2 separate regions of the Homo sapiens genome follow, and region 1 is linked to region 2. A link is a loop called in an ENCODE intact Hi-C map of the cell type or tissue named here. Cell type or tissue: tibial artery. All regions are shown on one strand. Each heading gives the region's core, and the rest is flanking DNA. Links, peaks and the distances in the headings are about the cores only. Region 1 has its middle 12 kb from the start of MYOM1. Region 2 overlaps LPIN2 (lipin 2).

Evidence for each region. Hi-C counts contacts between places; a loop is a spot of excess contacts. Peaks named below come from ENCODE experiments on the same cell type or tissue, not always from the same donor. Only the 100,000 strongest peaks of a DNase experiment are listed, where the experiment ranks them.
Region 1: it touches region 2 in a loop (4-fold over the local background); 101 of 110 quality-filtered maps call a loop at or near these places.

Annotation. Positions count from the first base shown.
Region 1 is chr18:3,230,984-3,233,897 of GRCh38, reverse strand. It overlaps a transcript of MYOM1 not described here. Among named protein-coding and RNA genes, the nearest start is that of MYOM1, 12 kb to the right of the region's middle. In tibial artery, for the core only: no CTCF peak of the experiment used is centred there; no DNase peak of the experiment used is centred there.
Region 2 is chr18:2,925,916-2,928,829 of GRCh38, reverse strand. LPIN2 (lipin 2) reads left to right here. Exons shown (of 20, transcript NM_001375808.2): 11 at 170-239; 12 at 1,019-1,108; 13 at 2,025-2,107. Among named protein-coding and RNA genes, the nearest start is that of LPIN2-AS2, 40 kb to the left of the region's middle. In tibial artery, for the core only: no CTCF peak of the experiment used is centred there; no DNase peak of the experiment used is centred there.

The sequences.
Region 1 (2,914 bases), core at 289-2,788, 300 kb before region 2:
TGGAGTGGGAATATTTACTTGAAATGTTGACTTTTTTGTTGTTATTCTTCCCGGAAAAAGAGTCTGTATGGTCTCTTGCAGAATTTCCAGCAAGGCCTAATTCCACTGAAATCAGTGCCTCTACCAGCCACCTGTAGATGTATTATGGACTTTGATTGAGTTCTTCTTTCCTCTGGAGAAGGAATGGTAGATGAATCCGTGGACAGTTTCCATTCATATGACTTGTCAGCATTGAACACATAACACCTCTTTTTGCATTACCTCACAGAGTGTTGATTCAGTAAAGCATTAAAGCTGTGGGCTGGCAGTGCTACCCAGTAATCCCTGAAGGGCCAGAGAGCCATAGGTTAAGTTTGGAGGGGCTTTACCAGGGTCTATTATTCAGTGTCCTGCCATGTGCTACACAGTTCATTATTTGCTTGAGGAAAAAGAGCAAGCCCTGATAGTAAGCGGGTAAGGGGACATGCTTCCCAAGAGTAACTTACTCTGTTTGTACTCTCAATACCTTGCAGAGTGCTAGCCATGTCATGTGTGCTTAGTAAAACCTCAGTTAAATCTATAAACTTTAAGAACTTTGGAACAAAAGTAGTAGAAAAAGTAAGGGAGTTTTAGCAAGTGGGTAAATGATGAAAGTAATCCTGTGTTGAAACTCAACCAGATGAATGTTGTTACCAAACTTCTGTACGGTCCACTAGGTCCAAAAATAAATTTTTGTGGTACATAGGTAGTAGAAGTGGCCAGATTAGCCATAGACAGATCTTGTTTACATATAAAGGCACAATAAAAACTATTGTCCAAGGCAGGGGAGAACAATGCATAAAATCTTTAATATATCTATACTAGTTCTTACAGTAATTATTTCTATTATATGCTCTTTCCATTATAAAATGCTCATTAGGGTGCATGCCTTAGCATGACTTTAAAACACTACAAAGGAACAAAATTTCAAACCTCCAAATCAGATTGTACTACGTTTAAAAATAGGAAAATTGGCCAAGGAATGAAAAATATTAATAGAAATAAATTTAAAACTGCAGTGCTCAACACATGATTTTCCAATGGTGAAACATATTTATGTGAAATACAGTTGGAAAATAGATTATTAAAACTGAAAAATATAAACATATAATTAATTTCTTATAGCATATATCACAACTGCAGGTGAATTATAGGTAAGCATGGAACATAAAGCATAATAAGTTGAATAGAATTGTATAAGTATCCTTGTTGGGAAGAAGAGTAGACATTTTTAAAAATGGCTTTAACTAATGTATTATTAGAACACAATAAACTACACATATTTAAACTGTACCAAGTGACAAATTTTAATACATGTATACACTTGTGAAACCATCATCGCAATCAAGATAGTAACATACCCATCACCCCAGAGTGCTCTCGGGCTCCACTGTGACCCATTGCTCCCAAGTCTTCCCACCTGTCCCCTCTCCCAGACCCACACAACCACTGATCTGCTTTCTGTTACTATCATTTGCATGAATTTAAGTTTTTGACTAGTAAAGTGGTTATTGATTATATGACGGATGGTTCTACTTTTTTTTTTTTCCATGATGGAGTCTTACTCTGTTGCCCAGGCTGGAGTACAAGGGCACCATCTCGGCTCACTGCAAGCTCCGCCTCCAGGATTCAAGCAATTCTTGTGCCTCAGCCTCTCGAGTAGCTGGGATTACAGGAGTGTGCCACAACACCCCGCTAATTTTTGTATTTTTAGTTGAGACGGGGTTTTACCATGTTGGCCAGGCTGGTCTTGAACTCCTGACCTTAGGTGATCCGCCAGCCTCAGCCTCCCAAAGTGCTGGGATTACAGGTGTGAGTCGCTGCTCCTGGCCGGGTTCTACTTTTAAAAATTCAAAATATAATTAAAAAAAGCAAGGAAATAACTGAAATGGAAACTTTTTGTGGTAAATGACAAGTAAAAGCTTAATATCTACACTAGCAAACATTTAATAGAAAGAATATTTTATTTTGGCTTGTTTGATTGCAAGGAACAGGGACAGTCCAATTAACTAAAAAAAAAAAAAAAAAAAAAGGATGCGGCTGGGCGCAGTGGCTCATGCCTGTAATCCCAGCACTTTGGGAGGCCGAGGCTGGCAGATCACGAGGTCAAGAAATCGAGACCATCCTGGCCAACATGGTGAAACCCCGTCTCTACTAAAAATACAAAAATTAGCTGGGCGTGGTGGCACGCACCTGTAGTTAATTCCAGCTACTGGGGAGGCTGAGGCAGGAGAATTGCTTGAACCCGGGAGGCAGAGGTTGTAGCGAGCCAAGATCGCGCCATTGCACACCAGCCTGGGCAGCAAGAGTGAAATTCCGTCTAAAAAAAAAAAAAAAAAAAAAAAGGATGCATATTTTAGGGATACACATGACTGGATTACTGCTGAAAACAGAGGTAGTTTGAAGGCTTGGCTCTTCAGGTTTTCTCTCAAGGGTTTCATGGGCCAAATGTTTGTTCTCCAGTTGCACCTCTGCTTCTTTAAGCCCATTTGTTTTGTTTGCTCCCTGCCACCCATCTTTGCTAACTTTAGTTTGCGGTCCCTCATAATTTCAGCATGCTGTGGCTCATCTGATTCCAAATACACCCGTGGCATACCTTGATTCAGCCTCTTTGACTTTCGTTCCTTCTATTAAGTGTATTGACACTCAGTCTTTTCAAATTCAAATTCTTACGGGAGGAGTGTGATTGGCTTGGCTCGCCTTTTTGGCCCAGGCCATTCACTGTTACCTTTAGATCAGAAATGACCCATCACCTGGGATCAAAAAGCAAGGTCACCTAGTTCTAAACATCAGCAGGGCAGCTTTCCTCAGGAAGGGGTATGAGTAGTGCAGGCATTGAGTGCTTTCCTGTCTAGCAAAGATAATGGTGCTTGAGAGCCAGCTGGAACTGGGTTCA
Region 2 (2,914 bases), core at 185-2,684:
CTTGAAGCGAAGGTTATTCATGTGACAAAAAATTCAGCTGATCATCTTTATTGAAAAGAATAAGCAATTTTATATGTCACTTCCCTCCTCCCTCCCTCCCTGATTCCCTCCCCTCTCTCTTGCTCACTTTCACTGTGTAATGGTTTTGCACAATTTTTGTTTCTCACAGTTACTATAACTGGGCTTTGGCAGCTCCCATGATCCTTAGCTTGCAAGTATTCCAGAAGAGCTTGCCTAAGGTGAGGCGATCCACCATCTGCTGCCTTTCCGAAAGCATCCGCAGTGTCTAGTACTTACACAAATCCATATGTGCATATTTCTGAACTGGGTACTATTCAAAGTTTTACTTGAGCTTAATATTTAATATAAAAGATCAAAGTCATATGTACCCACTAAAAATATCTCATGCCCAAACTCTGGGAAATTAGCAGGGCTGCCACTTCTTTATTTCATTTTTATTAGACATAAATACTAGTTTCTGATGGTCTGTAAAAGTTGAGAGATTTTACTAATCATAAGTTAAATATGGAATGAATGAAAAAAACTTTTTCTCCCATTAATATGGGAAGAAGCAGCAAGAAGAAGGTGATGTAGCCAAGAGAAGCTTGACATCAGTGTGGTTAGGGCAGATGGTGGCTAACATACCTGTTATATACAAACTCACAATTGGTTTTTAATCTGTCCCCCAAGAAGACATCATCAGCCTAGTTGGTCCTCTTAACTCATGAGAACCACATTTTCCAAAGATAGATAAATGAGATTTGCCCACCTGTCAGCCCCTAAGGTCCTACATAGCAGACCGCCTGGTCTCATGCCACAGAGCTGTGCTGCCATGAAAGCAGGACGGGGTCTGTCTCTCAGAGGTGTTAAAAACGCTAGAGGAATCTGGGAGGTGTGAAGAGAGCATCGGTCACGTTCTCACATTCCATAGTAAGGCCCCGTCCTTCAGGCTAGCATAGAAGGTAGGTGCTGTGTGGCCAGTAGATTGCCCAGACTAACCCAGGTTGGTTGTTTTCAGGCCACAGTTGAGTCCTGGGTGAAAGACAAGATGCCAAAGAAATCTGGTCGCTGGTGGTTTTGGCGAAAGAGAGAAAGCATGACCAAACAGGTAACAGACCTAGAGGTCATTGTTTCCGTGGGCTGAAAGAAATGAATCTTTCATTTATTCAAAAAACCTTTTTGTCAGGCACAGGAATTTGGACTGTATAGGGCTATTTTACCATATAGCAGTTTCCATTTTTGAGCACTTAGGACGTGCAGGTGTTGTCCCAAGTGGTCCTTTACTGTAGCTCAGCACTAGAGATGTTCGAGTTGCCATTTCACAGGTAAGGAAACTTGGGTGCTTCACGAAGTCACATAACTGGTGAGAGACGGAGCTGGGGCAAGACCTTGAGTCTGACTCCAGAGCCTGTGCTCTTTCTGCTTCACTGTATTACCTATCAGATAGGAGCAGAAGGTTATCGTCTGCCTGCATAGTTCCAGATGCAAATAACCAGAATCTGTTCCACCAGGTCTCCATAGAAATTCATCCAGAGAACCATACTAAACAAGCAGCAGAGCAAGTCTTTTTTTCCCCAACACCTTCTGAAAAAGAGGGTTCAGGGAGTTCTCACCTGTTTTTCAAATGTCAGAAGGGAAGTCTTGCCTGAACCAAGTTCATGTCCACGTCAGCAAGGGGGCTGCCTTTCAGTCCCTTCTGCACGTGGTGAGTTACTCCCAGGAGGAGAAGGAAGCTGGGGACCTAACAAGTTTGGGTCGCTTGTATTATGTTTTGTGACTTGAAATGGTGCTCTTAAAATGTTTTCCTTCTGGGTCTGTAGGGACAGTGATTTGCATAGAAGCACATGACTTCTGTCTTAGGTTTCTAATTCTTTGGCTCAGAATAGAGAAAGTCTGGTTTTTGAGCATTTTTAAGTTGTGGGTTCAGAAGGCAGTTGTGTTCTTTCCTAGAGAGGGCTGCTGATGAACTTGGCTTATCTGTAGGGAAAAAATTGCATGTTGCCATTATCATCTTGCTGTTACAGCTGCCAGAATCCAAGGAGGGAAAATCTGAGGCACCGCCAGCCAGTGACCTGCCATCCAGCTCCAAGGAGCCGGCCGGTGCCAGGTGGGTGCCCTGTCCTCTGCCCGGCTCATAGCACTCAGGCCCTCTAGCAGGGCCATTACTTCTAAGTTGATTTTGGCAGCTTGTTTAGTTCTTGGGAGTATCTTCTGCAGATACTACATGCTGTGATATATTTGTGCCACTCAGCAGATGACAACTGCTTTTCTAAAAAACATCACCAGCTTAGAAAAATAAATACCCTGCCTCCTTGTGGAGCCGTGGCGCCAGCGTATGGGAAGGGGCCGTGAGGAACGCTTCAGCCATGTTGGCCCAGGTGCCTCTGCTCCCCCTGCATCCCATCCGGAGCCAAAGGGAGACATACAAAATAATCTCCAGGTTGGCTTGGGTGGGTTTCCTTTCCTGGAAGAAACAGCATTCTTTGGACAGTTAGGGTGAGCAGCCCTGAGAGGAGTTGCTCGCGATACGCCGTGTTCCTGCTTCTGCCTGTCCACCTCCCCCGGCCAGTGCATGCTTGCTTCTCCCAGCCCTTGGCTGTCTCATTTAGTGTCTAAGGCTGAGGGTTTATTTTCTTGCCCCTTACCGCCCCCCATCCTATATCTTTTAAGGGGTGTCTAAAATTTTTCTTACTAGTTTTTGTTTTTTTCTAGAGTCTCACTGTGTCACTCAGGCTGGGGTGCAATGGCATAATCATAGCTCCTCGGCTCATACAATCCTGCCTCGGCCTCCTAAGTAGCTGGGACTACAGGTGTGGGACACCATGCCTGGCTAATTTTTAAATTTGTATTTTGTAGAGACAGGGTCTTGCTGTGTTGCCCAGGCTGGTCTCAAACTCCTGGGCTCAAGCAGTCC